Linked DNA regions of Homo sapiens: region 2 is linked to region 1. The links are chromatin loops, found by intact Hi-C in ENCODE. Cell type or tissue: breast epithelium. All regions are shown on one strand. Each heading gives the region's core, and the rest is flanking DNA. Links, peaks and the distances in the headings are about the cores only. Region 1 holds the start of IFNA13 (interferon alpha 13). Region 2 has its middle 8.8 kb from the start of IFNA8.

Region 1 (11,210 bases), core at 1,408-9,407:
TATTGAATCAAGGTGGAATTGATGCAAGCTCATTCCTTATTCAAAGGGAGAGTGAAAACTTTCTCAATTATAAAGTTGACAGAAATTATCTGATAGGAGGAATAAATTTGTAAAACTGACAACTTACTCAAAAGAGTTAATGTGCCTTCAAACAGGAGAGTTTTCCTGATTTCCCTTGAAGTGCCACAGTCAGATGGGATGGCTCTCACCTCCATGTGACCTGCAGTAAGTAGAGGGAGGGATGAGTCAGGAGACCCTGGGAGGCTGCACAGGCTGGAAGCAGGGGACACATCCTGACCTTTTCTCTCCCCAGGGTTGCACATTGTCCAAAGAGGACATGTCCTGCCTGAAGCTGGGAGTATTTTCCCTCTCTAAGATATGAAAATTAAAGAAATGGGCTCATTCCAGTATTTGGGTCAGTTGTTTCCAGGAAAGTTCCTCTTTTTAGCTCTGAAGAAAAAGGTGCTGGAAGGAGACAGACTTATACAAAGAACAGACTTTCCCACTGTCTCTGGTCTTGGCAGGTAGGTGGCTCTCTCACAGTGTGAAGTTACCCTTGATACCCCAAAAGCCAAAGAGATCAGGGAACTCACGGCAAGGGAGAGCAGAGCTCCAGACATGAGAAGGACCTACCCATGACTCTTGGGGCTTCATGAGGAAGACAGGAAACTCTATGTAGTGGGGCATCTGTGGCTACTTTCTCTCTCTCTCTCTTTTTTATTTGCATTCTTCGAGGAGTCCCAGGCTTTCTAGAAGTATTCTCTACAACCCTTTATGTGGTAGCCAGAACTCTGATGTTTCTGCTTAGTAATTTTCCATCCACTGACCACCAAATGCAGAGGCAGGGGCTTGTCAATGATAAGAGAGAGCTAGATGAACGACTGAAAATGGCAGAAGTAAATAGAAGAACAAGTCTTAGAGGAGCCAGACTGGGGAGATCTTAAGCTTCTTCAAAAGGCCAATGAAGTTTTACATTTTTTTAAGCAAAAATCCTGCCTACAAGAAAGGAAGCAAACAGAGGATTCAAATATATAATTTAAAAAGGCTTAAGTTTACAGAAAAAATGTTTCCATGGGATAAACAAGATCCCAAGGAGAAAATCAGAAAGACCCTTAAAAAATGGTAGCCTTGATACCCACTTTAAATTAAGCTAATAATTGAATACAGAGCTCTTAAAATTACTTTAAAACCCCTTACCGGATTTCGGCAAGAACAAACAACCCATATTTCTAATGTTTGAAACTTTCTTTTTTCTCTTTTCTTTTAAAACAAAGACACCTACCAAGTGACTCAGTACCAAAACCAAGCCTTTTTTGACTTCACCAAGGATGCATAAGACATCTTCAAAGAAATGCCAAGATGCAGTCCTCTCAAAATTCAGAGCCACCTCTAAAGATCGCCGCAAGAAAGAAATATTTAGACACCTCGAGAGCTGGCAATAGTCAATATGTAAACTTTTAATGGGCGCCTCCAACTTTTGGTTTGGCCTCCTGCACACACCGAAGGGCATCCTGATAGGCAGCAAGCCAAGTCAGGTTCTCAGGACACAAAACAGCAAAACGACAGCTGTCTATTGAAGGGAAAGGATCAATAACACATGGGTCCCATAAATCCAAATTTACACAAGAGAACAATTCAAACAAATGATCTTCTCCTGATGACCTGCATTTGGAAAGGAAGAAATAAAGATAAATTTTTACCTTTAGTTCTTGACCAGACACTACAAGCAGAAATTCAGAACTGAACTTGGTAAAAATTCTTACCTTTACTGGCAAGCTCTTTATCAGCATTTTACCTGGACCTCATCAGTAGGTGAGTCAGGTGCTTCAGGCATCCCATCTTCATCACCACAACTATAGGGGTAGAAATAGTGTGATCTCTTTCCTTCCTATCAAAAGGGTCACAGCTCACACGCCTAAAACAAAAGACAGCTTAACAAGAGAGAAGCATAACACATTTATTTAATCACAGGTTTATATAACTACGGAAGCCTTCAAAATGAAGACCCAAAGTACAGGAAAAAACTATCCATTTTTATGCTTATGTTCCATGAAGAATGGCCAGCTGTGTAGAAATGTGATTAGACAAAAAGGGCATCATCTAATGCTAATATTCTGAGTAGGGGAAACCCAACAAGGCCTTTCTGGTCAGATACTTCTTGGCCCCTCCATACACCATTCCTTCCTCTTGGGTATGTGGCAGAGCTCTTTTTGGAATGGGGGTCTTAGTATCTACAATCAAACAAGGCAGGTGAGAGAATTTCTTTATGGCCAGTTCAGTTCTTACACACAAAGGTGAGGGAAAGTTAGAGTCATATTTTCAGATTTTATGGCTGGCTTTGGGGAAAAGGGTCTCCCTCAGGAGATGAGGCGTGACAAACAGCAGGGCAGGAGAAGGCCAGAGAGAAACTTTGCTTCTGAAGCTGCTTCTGAGAACTTCACTTTGGGGTATTATTTTTGAGCCTCAATAGGAGTGAAAATGAGATCCAGAAAAGCTGGGGAAGAAGGAAAGAACTGTGCTGGGTATCGGAATCAGCAAATGAATGGTATGTATATTTCACTTAGGTTTAAGAAAATAAACTCTTCCAGATTTTCCTGTAAGATACCGTATCCTGACTGAATATACACATCAGACTTATCTTCAGTACGAAGGGTGACTATTTTTCAGTTTTCTCCAGAATACTCCAAGAATTCTGCGTTTTAGATTCTTATGTGTTATGGAGATTGAGGAGAGAAGAGAACATTCCCTTTTCTGTTTTCTCATTTTCTTTTTTTTCTTTTCTTTTCTTTTTTTTTTTTTTTTTTTTTGGGGACGGAGTATTGTTCTATTGCCCAGGGGCTGTAGTGCAGAGGCGCCATCTCTGCCTCCGGGGTTCAAGTGATTCTCCTGCCTCAGCCTCCCGAATAGATGGGATCACAGCTACCCAACACCATGCCTGGCCAAATTTTTGGTTTTTAGTAGAGACAGGGTTTCACCATATTGTCCAGGCTGGTCTTGAACCCCTGAACTCAAGTGATCCACCCACCTTGGCTTCCAAAGTGCTGAGATTACAAACATGAGCCACTGCACCCAGTCCCTTTTCTGATATATATGCACTAATTAAGAAAATAATAACCATATATTTATAAAATAAGAAAATAAGCATATATACATATGTTTTATATATATACACTATATATAAAATATATATATAGTGTGTGTGTGTATGTGTGTGTGTGTGTATATATATACATATATATACGTATATATATATATGTACGTATATATATACACACACACACACATACACACACACACACACACACACATACATTCTAGAGGCTGGTCTGCCTGAGATTTAGGCAGAGACACAGTTCCAGACCATATTAATCACCATTGTCTCTATTTGTCCATCCCTCTGTTTCCTTTGTGGCTCTTCTCTTCCTTCCCTTTAAAGGTGGAAGGTCCTTAGAATCACGTTTAAGTCCTTTTCTCTGTCTACACTCTCTCCACACATGAGCACTTTCATTTCTGGGATTTTGCTTGCCACATATGAACTCCCAGCAATTGCATTCCTTATAATTTGCAAACTCACATATCCAACTGGCAATAGACAGTTTCTACCACATGTTGTATCAGTCAACTTATAGAGGATATCTGTTTATTTTTATTTCCTCACATGTTTCAGTTTACCTCCTGCCGAAAGAAATCATTGTTCATTCCTTTTTCTCCTTATAGTATTCAGGATAACTGATACTAAGTATGATTACTATTTTTAGTTTTATTCCATACAAAAATCAAACATGCAAGAGAGTAGGAAGTAGATTTATTGTATTCACCTTTATAACTTGAGTACAACATACAACCTGGTTTAGAGAAAGGTCATTTTTACTTACATCTCTCATATAATAATGATGAGTAAATAAATTATACCCTTTATTCTCTCATCAGGTTGCACAGTCAGGCTAGGAATTTTGTATTAAAGAATGAACACATACAGGAAGTTCCTATAGTAAAAGTTTAATGAACAACATAAAATAATGAATTGAGTAGATATAAGGAACATGTTTTATTACACTAACCACAGTGTAAAGATGCACATGATGTTATATGAACAAAAATAATTTAAATCTTATGAATAGCTAAATAAATATTTAAATAGATAAATCAGTTTATCAGCATGGTCATAGTTATAGCAGAAGTGAGAGTCTTTGAAATGGCAGAATTCATGAAAGCGTGACCTGGTATATGAGTCAATAAGAATTGTTTCATGTTGGACCAGGTGTTATTCCTTCCTCCTTAATCTTTCTTGCAAGTTTGTTGATAAAGAGAGGGATCTCATGATTTCTGCTCTGACAACCTCCCAGGCACAAGGGCTGTATTTCTTCTCTGTCAGATAGAGAGTGATTCTTCGGAAGTATTTCTTCACAGCCAAGATGGAGTCCGCATTCATCAGGGGAGTTTCTCCCACCCTCTCCTCCTGCATCACACAGGCTTCCAAGTCATTCAGCTGCTGGTAGAGTTCGGTGCAGAATTTGTCTAGGAGGTCCTCATCCCAAGCAGCAGATGAATCTTTTGTGGTAAAGAGGTTGAAGATCTGCTGGATCAGCTCATGGAGGACAGAGATGGCTGGAGCCTTCTGGAACTGGTTGCCATCAAACTCCTCCTGGGGAAATCCAAAGTCATGTCTGTCCATCAGACAGGAGGAAGGAGAGATTCTGCTCATTTGTGCCAGGAGCATCAAGGTCCTCCTGTTATCCAGGCTGTGGGTCTCAGGGAGATCACAGCCCAGAGAGCAGCTTGACTTGCAGCTGAGCACCACCAGGGCCATCAGTAAAGCAAAGGGCGAGGCCATCATAGATATTGCAGATGCTTCTGGGCTTGCTGAGATGGGTGACTCTGAACCTTGGGCTCTAGGTTCTCTGAAGGCTTTGCTTCCTGCAGATGCCTTAAATAGGGAACATACTGATTTCCACTTTCTTAATGCTTCTGGACCACTTTCCATTTCTGTTTTTGCTTTCCTTCTTGAACTCTTTACATGAGTTTAGAGCCGTGTTTCTCAACCATTTTGTTTTTCATTATTGTCTCCCCCATCTTGTTCCCAGAGACTTTTTAGATTTTTTTTCCTAATTGAACCCACCGTGAAAATTTAATAACACAGATATAATATCTATCTATTTGTGTACTATATGTATATCTCTATACTCAAAAAGTACAAAGTTTAATCATTTTATTCAATGCAAGTTTAAAAATAACCAAATGAAAATTTTAAGATAAAAGTTAAATTTAAACGCTATTCAAATTTAACTTAACTTTATAACTAAATTTGCTTGTGGGCTTCAATATAGTTTATTTACTGATATAAATTGTAATGTATTAAATTACATAAGAAATTTAACAAATTATAAACATTATCTAATGTTTCTAGATAAACATTATACAGCTAAGTAATGAATGTTTATGAATTATTTGAAACTGATAAAGACTTAATAATTTAAAATATTTTTATCATTTATTTTTATTATACTTAACTTTTAATTTTGTTGCATGTGAGAAAATTTTTAACTTCACTAGCTGCTAGATACTCACCTAGAGAGTGTGAAGAATTTTTTCTTCAATTCTTGACCTAAATATAGATGTGTTGAACAACTTCAGTAGAATTGTTAAAATATAAATTATTTATATTTCATTTCAAAGCCCACAACACAGACAGAAATGCTAAGGATCAAACATAAGCAATATCTATAAGATGGCCAGTGACAAACCATATGTATGCAGAGGACACCTCTCATGATATGACTTTGAGATCTAATACATCTTGGAAAGTACTCCAATCACAGCTACCCATTTGCCATAGGTTTGTAATGCTGAACTTTTATACCTTTTGTGTATCTTCCATGAACTCAATGTCAGTGCTTCTCATGTGATACACAAGAAAACCCAATGGAGAGAAAAAAAAAAAAACTAAGGAATAAGATTTTGTTAAATAGGTTGAGCTTTGAAGGGCCACAAACCATTTAAATATGTAAGATTTGTTCCCACTCCCAAGAACTAACTTCTACATCCTTGGGAGTAGTATCATATGCAATGAGAATACACAATTGAAAAAACATCCTCGATTTGATTAAAAATTTTTTGCATGAAAGTTCAAATTTCCAAGGTGCCTTCAGAGGTTCTTTGCTGATTCCTAGCAAACTAAAGGAAACTATCTTTGTCCTAGATGCGCATAATAGGATGTAAATATAATAACATAAATAAGTAGACAATTGTTTTACATAGCATGCCAGACACCAGATATCTTTCTTTCTCATTTCATTTTCATAGAAAGCAAAAGTTGTCACTTTTTGCATCCTAACTAATGGGAACAAAAAGATAACACAAGTGGCCGGGCGTCGTGGCTCACATGTGTAATGCCAGCACTTTGAGAGGCCGAGGCAGACGGATCATCTGAGGTTGGGAGTTTGAGACCAGCCTGACCAACATAGTGGAGGTTAAGGGGTGGGAAAGAACAGAAGCAAAATAGTAGAAGGGATGTAGGTCAAGGTAACACGTAAGTATGGGCTGGAAGAAAAGTAATTACTCCTGGTCCACAGTGTGTTTTCAGATTTACCGAACCCCATCTTGCAAATATACCAACTGCAAGAGTTTATACACAAGAAAGAGAAATTTTTGAGAGTACAATATTCTCTCTGGAAAATGGGTCAGTGTTCATTGCACCAAGCTCTCCACTATTGGATAAGTAAACTTAGAAGGTCAGTTTTTTTCTTCTTATATTTCTAGTAAGAAACAAGAGAATTGATAATTTCAGAGGACACTTCCCTAACTTTTAATAGAGTTATATAATAAAGATAATGTTAATAAGAGAAATGAAATATCAGGCCGGGTGCGGTGGCTTACGCCTGTAATCCCAGCACTTTGGGAGGCCGAGCTGGGCAGATCACCTGAGGTCAGGAGTTTGAGACTAGCCTGACTAACATTTTGAAACACCGTCTCTACTAAAAATACAAAATTAGTCTGGTGTGGTGGCACATGCCTGTAATCCCAGCTGAAGCAGAAGAATTGCTTAAACCCAGGAGGTGGAGGTTGCAGTGAGCTGAGATCATGCCTTTGCACTCCACTTGCACCCCAGCCCAGGCAACAAGATTGAAATTCCGTCTTAAAAAAAGAAGGAATGAAATATCTAAATTGTGGAAAGTCTTTATTTATTTTCAGTCAGACACTGTTTTTAGCACTTGCATAATCAATGCTTACTTAATCAATAAAGAATATCCATTTTTCATATTTACTGAACGTCTACCATGTACCTAGCCCCATTTATTCACTAGATATATCACTGACCAAAGCACACAGTGATAGATTTTACTATTATCCCCATATGCAAAAGAAAAAAAATGAAATCCCAGGGAGCTATTAAGTTGTGGAGCCACAGTTTGGATGGAGAAAATTCAGCTCTGAAGTCTTACTTCTTACATGCTCTCTGGGACTATTTCTGGACAAAAGAACCAGAGCTGATTTCTAGGACAATCAATGTTTTCCTAGTAGAGTCCTTACTATGTAATGACAGGGTCTTTCTCTTCAGTTTCCATTTGTCTTCTTCATTGAAATGCCCCATTTGTCCATGCCAACATGTTACATTACAATTAAATTGGGCCCCACTTTACTTTCACATTATATTCTAGTTTTGTCTTCTTGAGGATACACCATCATAAGCATGAACATATTTGTAAAACATATTGTTCACCCCAGTGAATATATTCATCAACCCTTTATATTTCTGTCAATTTAAAATTCTACATAGTACTATTCTTTTAATCAAATATCCACAATACTTTAGATTTCCCCATGTGTAGCACAAATTTAAGAAAGAACGAGTCACTGTCAGGCTAGAGACATGAACTAAATCAGAACTAAACCAAGGAACTAAGGCTCAGAGCTCAGGGAGAGCACACCTGGAAAGGTTGACTAAAGGGATTATTAAAGGTGTGGAAATGGAAACACTTCTAGAGAAATTAGGATAGTCCATGGCATTAGAGAATGAGGACTGAGATGACAAAAGACCCTGAGTCACCTGACTTGCCAGCTGGTTGATGCTTTTTATGTTGCAGGTCACCAGAGTGTGCTGCAGTGTTGATTGTACTGCCTTAATTTAAGGATCTGGTAAAGAAAAATTTATGCTGACACTTGGTATAACAGTAAAGAAGACTTATTCAGAAGTATTGCAACAGGCGTCAAAACTATCACAATAGGTGTATTAGTTCTTGCACTACTATACAGAAAAACCTGAGACTGGGTAACTTAGAAAGAAAAGAGGTTTAATTGGCTCATGATTCTGCAGACCATACAGGAAGCATGGCTACGGAGGCCTCAGGACACTTACAATCATGGCAGAAGGCTAAGGGGAAGCAGGCATGTCCTGCATGACTGGAGCAGGAGGAGAGAAGCAGGGGAGGTGCTGCACAATTTTAAACAACCAGATCTTGGAATAACTCACTCTTACCATGACACCACCAGGGGGATGGTGTTAAACCGTGAGGAACCGCCCTATGATCCAATCACCTCCCACCAGGCCCCGCCTCCAACACTGGAGATTACAATTCCATGTGAGATTTGGAAGGGGATGCTGACCCAAACCATATCAATAGGGGAGAGAGACCAATTGGTGCTCAGCTCAAAAATCAGCAAAGAGAGCCTGGGGTTTATACCCAACAAGCAGAATGAGGGGTCAGATAGAAAATCAGTAAAAGGAGACATCAAAGGCAGGGGGATCCTTCCTAAGCTGAACATAATTCTTTCTAAAGGCAAGCCAGGGTAATTACATATTGAGTGTGTGGGATGAACAATTTGATCATATATCAAGGGTAAATCAGCTATCAAGCGTGGAAGCATTCTCATAAAACTAACTTAGTAAGATTCCTGCTACAACTGGACTTGGCAGACCTAAGAATGGACCCAAAGGCACGAGCCAGTCAACGAGAGAGTTTGGAGGAGACTGACTAAAGTTTGGCAAAGGACAGAGTCATTGTCAGAACCTTAAGGGGTAAGAGACAGAACTGTCTGCTAAACAGTTACAAGGGAGATTAAATTTTATGTCTTTTGAAAACAATACCATTTAATGAAAGATTTTAATCAGTGAAATAAATATTTTTAAAATTTTAATCAGTAATGTTAAAAATTCTGGAAGCCGATTCATTTTTATCTTGTATTTCGAAACAATTCTAGACCTATAGAGAGTTGCAAAGATAGTACAGGGAGTTCTCTTCCCTTCACTCAGCTTCTCCTAATGTTAACAACTTACATAGCCATGAAACAATGATCAAAACTAAGAAATTAAAAGTGGTGCATTAATATTTGCTAAACTTGGCCAGTCACTGGTGGCTTACACCTGTAATCCCAGCACTTTGGGCGGCCAAGGCGGGTGGATCGAGGTCAAGAGATTGACACCATCCTGGCCAACACTATGAAACCTTGTCTCTACTAAAAATACAAAAATTAGCTGGGCTTGTTGGCTCCTGCCTGTCGTCCCAGCTACTCAGAGGCTGAGACAGGAGGATCGCTTGAACCCGGGAGACTGAGGTTGCAGTGAGCTGAGATCGCGCCGCTGACCTCCAGCCTCGGCGGCAGTGCGAGATTCCGTCTCGAAAAAAAAAAAAAAAAAAAAAGAAAAAACAAACAAAGAAAAAATTTGCTAAACTTCAGGCTTCATTGTGATTTCCTTAACTTTTTGACTGATGTCCTTTTTCTGATTTAAGATTCAATCCAGGGTCCCATATTACATTTCATTGTCACATCTCTTTATTCTCCTCTCATCTATAACATGGGCTGAGTCTTTCCTGACTTTCATGACCTGGGGACTATTAAAGAATATTGGTCAGTTACTTTGTAGGATGTTCCTCAATTTGGATGTGTGGAATTTTCTCATGGTTACATTATAGATTTAATGGATGAATACAATGGAGTACATGCTCATTACATCGAATAATATAGGAAGCATACAATATCAATAACTTATTGCTGCTGATATTAAATGAATCACTTGGTTAAGTTGTTGTCTGCCAGGTTTCTCCTATGTAAAATTACTATTTGTCCCTTTCCATACTGCTTGTGTCAGAAACATATCACGAATATGAGCCCACATTAAAGGGAGGATAATTACATAGAGAACAATGTATACAAGAATTTGTTGATGTATATTAAAACATCACAGTAATTTTTTTTCTCTTCTCTTTTTTTTATTATTATTATACTTTAAGTTTTAGGGTACATGTGCACAATGCGCAGGTTAGTTACATAGGTATACATGTTCCATGCGGGTGTGCAGCACCCATTAACTCGTCATTTAGCATTAGGTATATCTCCTAAAGCTATTCCTCCCCCCTCCCCCCACCCACCAACAGTCCCCAGAGTGTGATGTTCCCCTTCCTGTGTCCATGTGTTCTCATTGTTCAATTCCCACCTATGAGTGAGAATATGCGGTGTTTGGTTTTTTGTTCTTGTGATAGTTTACTGAGAATGAAGATTTCCAATTTCATCCATGTCCCTACAAAGGACATGAACTCATCCTTTTTTATGGCTGCATAGTATTCCATGGTGTATATGTGCCACATTTTCTTAATCCAGTCTATCATTGTTGGATATTTGGATTGGTTCCAAGTCTTTGCTATTGTGAATGGTGCCGCAATAAACATACATGTGCATGTGTCTTTATAGCAGCATGATTTATAGTCCTTTGGGTATATACCCAGTAATGGGATGGCTGCGTCAAATGGTATTTCCAGTTCTAGATCCCTGAGGAATCGCCACACTGACTTCCACAATGGTTGAACTAGTTTACAGTCCCACCAACGGTGTAAAATTGTTCCTATTTCTCCACATCCTCTCCAGCACCTGTTGTTTCCTGACTTTTTAATGATTGCCATTCTAACTGGTGTGAGATGGTATCTCATTGTGGTTTTGATTTGCATTTCTCTGATAGCCAGTGATGGTGAGCATTTTTCATGTGTTTTTTGGCTGCATAAATGTCTTCTTTTGAGAAGTGTCTGTTCATGTCCTTTGCCCACTTTTTGATGGGGTTGTTTGTTTTTTTCTTGTAAATTTGTTTGAGTTCATTGTAGATTCTGGATATTAGCCCTTTGTCAGATGAGTAGGTTGCAAAAGTTTTCTCCCATTCTGTAGGTTGCCTGTTCACTCTGATGGCAGTTTCTTTTGCTGTGCAGAAGCTCTTTAGTTTAATG
Region 2 (11,210 bases), core at 2,211-10,210, 50 kb after region 1:
ATCCTTCTGCCCATTCACACAGAGCTGCTTTCTGTTCTGTTGTGGTTCTGGCTTCATGGTTTCCCTAAATAGCAGAAAAGTAAAAGTAGAAAGCAGAAGTTAAATAAAAAAGACAGTCCCCTGGGACCAAGTGTAACAAGAGCAGCAACCAAGACTGGAGGGCAGGTTTCTGATCTATGGAGAAATCCTACCAGTTCTGGAGATTTCTCTTTGTGCTGCAAAAAAGCTACTTATTGGCGAGAAGAGACGCTAATGTTGTCCAAGTTTGTTCCTTATCCCTGGTCTATTACAAAGAGAATGAGTTTCCAGGTACAGTCAAGGCATGGACTCCTTGGGATTCGCAGTGATAGGGACACAGAGATGTAATATCTGCCCACCCTACTGTGCAGAACAGTCTACTCCCCAGGATCACCCCATCCTCATACATTGGGACTCCAGGGCACAGGTAGGGCTGCCGTTTTGTATTGGAACTTAATACTATTCACAGAAACCTCATGTTTAATGGTGCATTAAACCAGCAGTACAATCTTAATTTCACAGATTTAATCCTAATATCAGAGTTCAAACATTAACAAATTAAAACATTTTCTCACTGTCATTTTGAATAATGATCTTTCCAGTTCTTCCACTCAACAGTAAAACCCCTGCCCAGTTAGAAAAAGGAAGAATTCCCATAGAAGCTAAGGAATGTGAAAGAATAGCATTACTGTTCCCTGAGAGCTGGCGAGGTCTATTTATTCAAATGTATCAATTTTGGTAGAGATTGAGAGGCATTCCTATAATTGACACCATATATTCTGGAGTTATTTCACTAGGAAGTGTGTGTGAATTGCTGAGGTAGCAGGGAGGGAGAGCCTACAACTGCACAGGGGCCTCTTGAGTCTTTTCCTCCAGCTACACACTCAACATCTGGATTTGCTGCTTTCAGACTGGGAGTTGACCAGGGCCTTAGACAAATTACAAAAAATTGTATTGTTTGCAGTCTTCTTCTGTCCTCTAGAGGGGAGGATGGAGAAATTTAGGAGTGACCAACGGGGAGGTAATTGAATCATGGGGGTCGGTCTTTCCCATGGTGTTCTCGTGATAGTGAATAAGTCTCATGAGATCTGATGGGTTTATCAAGGGTTTCTCCTTTTGCTAATTCCTCATTTTTCTCTTGCCAGCACCATGCAAGAAGTGCCTTTCACCTCCTGCCGTGATTCTGAGGCCTCCCCAGCCATGTGGAACTAACTGTAAGTCCAATTAAACCTTTTGTTCCTAGTTTCAGGTATGTCTTTATTAGCAGCATGAAAACAAAGTAATACATCTTCCCTCTCCTTTCTTTAAGCAGAAGGAAGGGTCTCATTTGGAGTTCTGAACTGTGCTTCCTGGGGTTACGGGAGAAGTGTTGCAAGTACTCCTTTAACCTTTGTTGCTGGTGTCTCAGTAGGTCACACGCCCCCTTCCTGTTCGCTGCCTCTGAACCCAGCTCAGCACTAGGAGTTGCTTAGAAATTACAGTCCTTGTGGCCTAGGCTGCCTTTCAAGTTTATTTAGCGTCCCAGAGCCCTTTAGTCCATGGTGGGGAGGTTTGCTGGAACTCAATCTCCCATCACTGGGATAGGACATTTCCCTCTGGCTAGGGCTGGTTCAAATGCTCCCTCTATGGGCAGGCACAGCTGAGTACAGCCCTGTGCTGCTTTCTGCTGTCAGAGGGCAGCCATGAATTTAAGGCAAAGTCTCACACGTACTGTACTCTCCCTCTCCCAAGTGCACAGATTCTCCATGCCATGTGGCTGCTGCTAGGGATGGAGGCAGGGTGGGGATGGCAATTCAAGACTGTCTTTCCTACCCTCTCCAGTGCCTCTTTTAGTGATATAGAGTTAAAATCAGACACTGTGAGTGTTCACAAGATTTTTGGTTCCTATGAAGATGCTCCCTTTGCATAGACAGTTGTCAAACTTGATGTTCCTACCGAGAGGGTGGGACCATCGATGGTGCCCTCCATTCAGCCACCTTGCTCTACCCTCCATAATGTCTTTCAAATGTTATAACCTCTTTCATTTTTTTCAATGCTTTAAAAAAATTATATTCAGGTTGTTGTAAAAGTTTTATGACTTGGCTCCAAACTGTCACCTTGCCCTGGAAATCTCTATAGCCATATCTTGCATCATATCCTGGAGTTATTAACCAGTTATGTGTTCTACAGTAGTCAGGAATCAAGCAGTGGGTCTGGAGGACCAGGACAGAGAGTGAAGTTGGAGGGCAGTGAGTGCTGAGATGCCCCACCCATTCAGGTCCCTCTGTAGTGCCAAACATTACTTCCCCCTACACTCCCAACCCAGCTGAGGTGCATCTAGTTTACCTGAGAAGGGCCACAGGGAGCATGGAGAAGCACTCCAGTTCCCATGGAGACTTGGCAAGGGCTAACCATGCAGCACTAGCTGGAGACAGCTAAGTTTTTAGAGCCTTGGAAGCAAGAGTGTGAATATGACCTTGTTTTGACCCCTCCTGCCAGGTGATTCATGAGCTGTGGGGGGTCCAGACCCACTGATGTCCAGTCAGGCCACAAAATGCAGTAAATGGAAGGAGGCCTTCCCCCATACTTATGACCCAAAGAACTGGTAAAGAATGCAGGAGCTCATCTGTTCTTATGTTTAGAAGTTTCCATGTTCTGATTCCCCTAAGAGGAGACTGCACCAGACATAGGACTCTCATTTGTTTAAAAACAAACAAACAAAACAAAACAAAAAAAAACAGAATACATCACAACACAAAGAAGTTGAAAAAAAGAGGAGCAGTCTGATATCTTGGAAGGAGAATAGAGATGTTTAAAACATTGACTGCAACAGTGGCAGGTCCTCAAGAGATGGAACTACGTGAATGAGCAGATGGAGTTAACTGTTCAGATCCTCTGATCATAGAGAGGGAGAGAAGATTGAAAGTGGATGAAGACTGAAGCACAGAGTCGTCTCACAGAGACATGGCCAACCTCAGTGACTCCAGCATGGGAGACACTGATAGACCACAGTAGCCTGCAGAGTTTTGGAAGGGACAAGCCTTATTCTAGTGCCAGCTGCCAACTGCTGTTTCCTCTTAAGGACCTAGCAAGTCATCACTCCACAGGGAAAATTATTCCATGAGGCCAGTGCAATCTAAGACATCTCTTAAATTTTGGTTATAATGCAGCCTCCTTTAAAACTAAAACAAAATGAAGCAATACCTGAACAGAAGGGACATATCAGGTATTTGAGTATAATTAGAGGCAAGTAGGGCAGAGCCTTCCAAGCAGGACAGATATTAGTAATGTGCATATTTGAAGATCATAATAACTAATGATAGCAAAGACCTTTGTCAATATTCATTGAATGAAAATAGTTGAAAAATAAAACATTGGCAGTTTGATTCCCTTTGTTTTCTTTCCAGTTAGTACATTCTGCGGTGAGTCAGCATATTTAGAATTTGGAACTCTTCCTGAAGATTAGAGTCCATAAAACAACAACAACAAAAAATCAAATTTAAATAAGTAACAAATTAGAACTATCAGCCATTAATGTATTATATAGCACCCTGTGACAGCCAATTATGAAGCTAGTGATGATGAAATCTTTAGAGAATCAGACAACTACAAACAATTCATCTCTTGTTGTATAAAAGGAAACTCCAATTGTGCCTGTTAAAGGAGTTATAATGAGCTCCGCTTGCGGTGATTTCATGTGAAGCAAGCTACATCCTGTACTGATGGCACTAGGGCACCATCCCAACTCCCCAGATGGCCAAGACACCTTGACAGGGATTATTGCCAGAGCATCTGGGTTATAGGGAAAAAAGTGACTGTTTTAGATGCTAATCTGCCATGTCACTCCTGATTAACCCCAAGTCTGGGAATGCCTCCAAGATATCTAGTTAATGCATTACTCTACGTAGAAACACCTATTTACTGTAAGTCTTACTTTTCCTCCATAATAAGCCTTGACGTTGCAGAAATCACAGACTGTGACACTCTTAGCATTCTCTCAGCCACCTACACCTTCCTTCCAGAGCAGATATACTTTTCCCCCAAGATATAACCCCTAGGTCTAGGGGGCTGCAGCACTGAGACCTACTTGTTTTGTTCCTACACAATGACATGTTTCTGTCTGTAAGCTCCCCAGAAAATCACCCTTTACCAACAAACTAAATTTATCTGTCTTGTTCTTTGGTTTCTGGGCTCTTTTGGCATTTGGGGACCGCTTTGCGTATATAGCCTTTTCACAGAATGGGGTCTTTGCACATGTTGACTGAACGTGCAGTCTGGGGACAGTGGAAAAAGCTCCATGTGACTCTGTGTGGGTCATACATGTTTGTGCACACAGGTAGGCAGGCCAACAACTTGGCAATGACAGGATTTTATTTCCTGATTTTGGTAAATGTTTGTAAACTAAAAATTACATCTTTTAAATCTTAAGAAACAGAAACACTGTAGAAGCAAGAGGTTGAAAATATCATCCATTTTGATGCCAACAATTGACAATCCTAGATAGCCAAAGACAGCCTTACTAAGCAATGTGGCTGCTTTTGGAGTCAAAGGAAGACTCACTTTGGTAAGTAGCCTTTTGAAAGCATTCACTGCTGTGGTGTGGGAAGTGCATAATGTTTTTCCATCTTGCTCATACAAAATATTTTTTTTTGGCACTTACAGCTCAACTGTTGGATAAAAAGATAAAGAGAAGAAAAGGATCTTCAGTGGGTTCATCAGTAGACAACACAAAGTCCAGTCTGACCAGGTGGGAAGAAACTGATTTGTCATCCTTGGGAATGAGAACAGCATTAAAATGGAAAATATTAGGTGCTTTTTGCTTATTCAAGACAACTCAAGAGTCAAAAATAAATAGGCCTCTAGGAGTACGCATTTAATGGGTTCTTAAAGTGGTCTAAATATATTTCATTTAAGAAATCGCTCATTAATTTTTAGACTTTTTTATTGGCAGAAAAATCTGCTGCCTTATATCCATTTAGATGGTCTTTTGTTTACTTTTACGAAAAACTTAAAAGTCAGTCAGTTCAATTCACTCATAGCACACCTACTCTTGCCCTATAAAACAATAGACAGCAACACATGGGCATTTGAAGTGGAACCCAGAATCCCTTGACAACTTACCCTCCCTGCTCTTCTTATTTCATGCTATGGCCTCTCCTTGGTTCATGAATCTCATGTCCAGTTCTGTTTTTTTAATGGACTCCTCCAGACTCACTATTATCTCAGTTTGCCCTGTGGTTTTGACCTTAGGTCTTTGTTCTATTCCTTCAGATTTATATTTCTCTCCAGACAGTTATAAAAATGAGTGTAATCCAAACATGGTTATTGGGTCAACAGTTTTAATGATCTTAAAACAGTCACAGGCCTATAGTTATAATGCAATAATTTTGGTGTTATCTTTTAAAAAAATCACCATTGTTATAACACAACTAGGAGCAGAATCTTTTGGGAAATCAAATTCTGTTTCTTTGCAGGTTTCTAAATGCCATCTTTTCATTTCCTGGGTGGATTTTTTAACTAGGTACGGTGCTAAGGCAAGGCTAATATTCATTATCATGCCAGAGAGGACTAGTGTTCTAGCAACTGGGGTCTTGTTGCCAGTCTACTGTGAGTTGGTTGGTGTGACTCCTCCTTTCTTACCTCAGAGGTGATAACATCTGCATTCAATGAAAGAAGAGCAGGTGGCTGGTCTTGCAAAGCTGAGGACAATCCATTGACCCAGGAGTTGCTCTTCTGTGAGGCTCTGGCAGAAGCAGCCGTTTCCCTTGCTTTTGTGTACCTCAACAATGACATTCATCCTTCCCCTGGGACAGAGTCCCTAGTCTCTAATTTTGCTGCACTGAATTTTGCTAACATATGTTTTGCTATTTTGTCAGCAGAAAGTCACTTCTCTTACTTCCTGATATTCAGGCTTATATTTGTTTTGTTTTTAATATATAAGCAATTGTTGAGGTTTGCTTTCTAGGAAAGTTGAAATGAGAGACAAAAAATCTGAAATCTTGAAAATTATGGAGAAGAACAATATGGTTCCTTTGCCTTTCTTTTACTTTTCTTTATTTGTTTTAATTCATCATAAATAAGAATATCATGTAGGAGAAGCAAGATACACCTTACCCAGTAAACCACTATGTGAAAAGAAGTTACAAAAATTCGGCCAGTCATGGTGGCTCAAACCTATAATCTCAGCACTTTGGGAGGCCGAGGCAGGTGGATCATGAGATCAGGAGATCGAGACCAGCCTGGCCAACATGGTGAAACCCCGACTCTACTAAAATAAAAAAAATTAGCCAGGCATGGTGGTGAGCACCTGTAGTCCCAGCTACTCGAGAGGCTGAGGCAGGGGAATTGCTTGAACCCAGGAGGTGAAGGTTGCAGTGAGCTGAGATTGTGCCACTGCACTCCAGCCTGGTGACTGAGACTCCATCTAAAAAAAAAAAAAAAAGAAGAAGAAGAAGAAGTTACAAAAATTCAACATGAAAAATCACAAACAAGTAAGGAAATAAGGCTATTTCTTTCTTACTGAATAACCTGAGCCTCACTGCCCTGCATTGTCAGAGTGAGACAGACACAGAAAAAGACTCCATTAGAATCATGCTGACTGTATAAAATAACTTTAGGTCACTAGTTTCTGTAAATTAGGTTGTAATAAAAGAAAATATTGTTACTGAATCCCCTGTGTCCACCTCAGAAACTTCAAGCATAACAAGTTTTCAGTGGTTTAAGTAAAGGTCTTCATCAATAAAAACTGTACTTCGCAAAATAAGAATTACTTGACTAAGGAAGGTAAAATGATTGCAGTTGCATAAGTCCTCTACCTCCTTAGACAAAACAAGCCTTTGCTATCAGCATTGGAGGACTGTTGAGACTTTTGATACCTAGGAACATGGCTCAGGAGAGGAAGAGGCCATCACTGAGGGCTAGGGTCCCTCACACAAACACTCTAGGGACAAAGGCAAGGGCCTTAGAAGATAGATTATTTTGGCAGCAAAGAAACAAGACATTCCTCAGGGGTTGAATTCTGAAGTCATCAGGATGTGGTGAGCCTGTTTTCAGGGAATAAATCTGTCTGGAAGATTTTGGATTCAGGCTACTTTGTGACTCTATAGGAGAGAGTGTTAGTGGATGTGATAACTACCTTGTGAGTGAGGTGATGTTGGAAAACATTATCTTGGAATTAGAATCTCTACACCTATATGCACCTGAAAAACAGCCAGGATTCTTCCTGAGGGAATTGACACAGCCTGAGGAGCACTTAGTCCACCAGTAAGAAATGGTGAAAAAAACAGCAATGGTCTGCATTAATCCTGACTTTGTGACCCCCATGAACCACGGCCTCATGGACCTCAATAAATGCATTTTAGAAGGAAGAGAAATTTCACAGAAGTTCATTCACCAATACCCATCAATCTCTGCTGTGAATAAAACAGCAAACAAACCCAGTCCTAAAGAGTTTGAATGCCATAGATGGTCTGGTATATCCCTAACTTCATACACCCATAGAGGTGAGGGAGTCTGATTTCCTATGTAAAGTATGGAGGGTAAAAATAGAGCCTAGGATCAGGGCTCAAAATCTTTTCCAAGAACAGAAAAAGCAATGTTTATATATTAAAAAATAGTGTGTGCATGCGTGCATGTGTGTGTGTGATTTACATACATATATACGCTTAGGCCTTTAGGACAAAGATGTTTCTCATGCAATTGATAAATATCCATTTTGATTGACACCTCTAAAGTTTACTAGGAAAATTAGACTTCTATTGCAAAATTAATAGTATGGAGTGATGTTTCTTCTTAGGTCATATGAAGAATAAAAAAATAATAAAAAGGGAAATAAGTGTAGAGGAATGCAGAAAATGAAAACTATTTGTTTCCTGTTAAAAGCCATGCATAGTGAATGTCTTGAGAGAACCTAGGTTCCAAATTACACTCAGACCCCAGCTCCACCAGGCCAGCAGCTCCCTCATTTCCCAGTGGCCTGCCTTCACTCTCTAGTGGTGGTCCTAGTTGTGTGCAGCTGTGGCTCTTTTTGATCTCTGGGATGTGACCTGACTCAGAACCATGGTCTGACAGGAAGGAAGACGTTGGTGCTTCTGGGCCAAATGAAATGGATCTCCCCTTTCTTGTGTCTCAAGGACAGAAGAGACTTCAGGTTTCCCCTGGAGATGTGTATGACAGCCAGTTGCAGCAGGCCCAGGCCCTGTCTGTCCTCCATGAGATGCTGCAGCAGATCTTCAGCCTCTTCCACACAGAGCGCTCCTCTGCTGCCTGGAACACGACCCTCCTGGACCAACTCCACACTGGACTTCATCAGCAGCTGGAACACCTGGAGACCTGCTTGGTGCGGGCAGTGGGAGAGGGAGAATCTGCTGGGTGATTGGGAGCTCTACACTGGCCTTGAGAAGGTACTTCCAGAGAATCTGTCTCTACCTGAAAGAGAAGAAACAGTGACTGTGCCTGGGAAGTTGTCAGAGTGGAAATCATGAGATCCTTCTCTATATCAACAAACTCACAGGAAAGATTGAGAAGTAAGAATGGAGACATGGAGTCATCTTAAAATAATTCTCATTGACTAATCTGCCATGTCACACTTTCACATATGATCTTGGATGTTTTGCTTTAGTTACTGAATTGGTTGAGTTAAATTCAGCAAATACTTCATCAGTATATTAAGCAAGTATGTGTTCAAAACATTTAGCTCCAGCGGCATGGGACTCTAAGAGATGACTCCCCTGATGTTATTTATTTATTTCCACTATTTTGCATCTATTGTATTTATAATATTTAGATATTTTACATATAACATGTTAATCTTCACATTGTATTAACATTTACAAAATATATTCACCATTGAATGTTATTAAATTAGCAGTTTTGATTTGTTAAATATTTATCAAAGAAAATTTTCATTTTGTTTATTCTAAAACCTAAGCCAAATTGAAGAAAGGATTGCAAAATTTAATTATTCATACATTCCATTCACATTATATTTATGAACTAAGTAAGTGGCAGACTGTAGAAATTCCTTCAAGTAATACAGGTGACTAGAGCAAACACAGTTTCTGCTGTGTTGGAATTCTCAGTCTAAGAGGGAAGGAGACATAAAAACCATACTAATGTTTATATTATTTCAATTATATTAAGTGCTTCAGAGAGAAGTAAAGGAAAATTATGTTCTCACACCAGAATCTTTAGGTGTAAATGATGCTGGGAAGGGAAAAAAAAATGGATGTCTTCCCAAAGCGCCCAGGAGACATGAAAGTGCAGAGGTCTTATTGGCAGCTGGGAATGCTGGCCTAGAATGAACAAATACCATGGGCATAGGTATTAATTTAAGATTCTTTATTGCATTTCTGGTAATCAGGGCATGGGAATGGATGTGATCACATATAAATAAGGGGAGAAAATTAGATGAGCACTAATCTATGTTCTACAGACTGTCAATATTTAAAGGTACAGCAGAGAAGGAGAGTCTGCAAAAGACACCGGGATAGAGTGGCCAGTGCACTTAGATGAAGAAATAAGGAAGAATGAGGGAGAGACTAATGAAGGGAACAGTAATGCGTTCAGGGAAGATGGGGACTGACCTGTCCTAGTGGACCTGAAACACACTCCACCATTGATTTTAGGATGATCTGGTTTTGCAGAATGAATGGGACAGAGACCAGATGGGAGTAGTTTGAAGAAGAAACACAAGAAGTGGTATTAGGTGCACTATGTATAGAAGATCATCTTGGGAAGCTTGTTTGCGGTGTTAGGAAATAGGGTGATACCTGGAGGAGGGTGTGGGTTAACATTGCCACGCATATTTTTCAAATGTTTTCTGAGCATCATTTTCAAAGAATAGCTGAATTTGAGTAAAACCTTTAAATATTTCTTTATTGAGATATGATTAAAAATATATTATTTAAAGTGTAAAACATAGGGATTAGGTATAAATATACCTTGTGTAATGATTTCTACACATTACATAATCCACAGCTAATTAACACATTCATCACCTGACATAGTTGTTTTGTTTTTGTATGCACGCTGAGAACACTAAAGATTTACTTGCGTTTAAATCTTTAATCCATCTTGATTTAATTTTTGTATGTGGTGAAAGGTAGGGGTCCAGTTTTATTCTTCTGCATATGGCTACTCAGCTATCCCAGAACCATTTATTGAATAGGGAGTCTTTTCCCCATTGCTTATTTTTGTCGACTTTGTAGAAGATCAAATGGCTGTAGGTGTGTGGCTCTATTTATGAGTTATCTATTTTGTTTCATTGGTCTATGTGTCTGTTTTTGGTTGCTGTCATCTTATAGTATAGTTTGAAGTCCAGTAATGTGATGCCTCTGGCTTTGTTCTTTTTGTTTAGAATTGCTTTAGTTATTTGGACTCTTTTTTGGTTACATATGAATTTTAGAATAGTATATTTCTAGTTTTGTGAAAATGACATTGGTTGTTTGATAGGAATAGCATCAAATCTGTAGATTGCCTTGGGCAGTATGGCCATTTTAACAATATTGATTCTTCTAATCCATGAACATGGAATGTTTTTCCATTTGTTTGTCTCATCTATGATTTCTTTCAGCAGTGTTTTGTAGTTCTCCTTGCAAATATATTTCACCTCATTTATTAAATATATTCCTAGGTGTTTTATTTTTGTGTGGCTACATGGATTACATTCTTGATTTGACTCTCAGCTTGAACATTATTGATGTCTAGAAATTCTACTGATTTTTGTACATTGATTTGTATCCTGAAACATTAGTGAAGTCGTTTATCAGCTTGAGGAGCCTTTTCGCAGAGTCTTTAGGGTTTTCTAGGTATAGGATTATAACTTCCACTCAGAGAGGTAGTTTGACTTCTTCCTTTCCTATGCCATTTCTTTCTTTCTCTTACCTGATTGCTCTAGCTATAAGTTCTAGCACTATTTTGAATAGGAGTGGTGAGAGTGGACATCCTTGTCTTGCTCTAGTTCTCAAGGGGAATGCTTCCAGTTTTTGCCCATTCAGTTTGATGTTAGCTGTGGGTTTGTCATAGACGGCTCTTATTGTTTTGAGGAATGTTCCTTCGATGCCTAGTTTCTTGAGAGTTTTTAGCATGAAGGGATGGTGGATTTAATTGAAAATTTTTTCCATGTCTATTGAGGCTATTATGTGGTTTTGCTTTTAATTCTATTTATGTGATGAATAACATTTATTAATTTCTGTATGTTGAACCAAATTTAC

What was found. Peaks named below come from ENCODE experiments on the same cell type or tissue, not always from the same donor. Only the 100,000 strongest peaks of a DNase experiment are listed, where the experiment ranks them.
Region 2: it touches region 1 in a loop (23-fold over the local background); 3 of 110 quality-filtered maps call a loop at or near these places.

Annotation. Positions count from the first base shown.
Region 1 is chr9:21,363,174-21,374,383 of GRCh38, forward strand. IFNA13 (interferon alpha 13) reads right to left here and starts at 4,884. Exons shown (of 1, transcript NM_006900.4): 1 at 4,199-4,884. The coding sequence starts at 4,837. The coding sequence ends at 4,265. In breast epithelium, for the core only: no CTCF peak of the experiment used is centred there; no DNase peak of the experiment used is centred there.
Region 2 is chr9:21,412,269-21,423,478 of GRCh38, forward strand. It overlaps the pseudogene IFNWP2. Among named protein-coding and RNA genes, the nearest start is that of IFNA8, 8.8 kb to the left of the region's middle. In breast epithelium, for the core only: no CTCF peak of the experiment used is centred there; no DNase peak of the experiment used is centred there.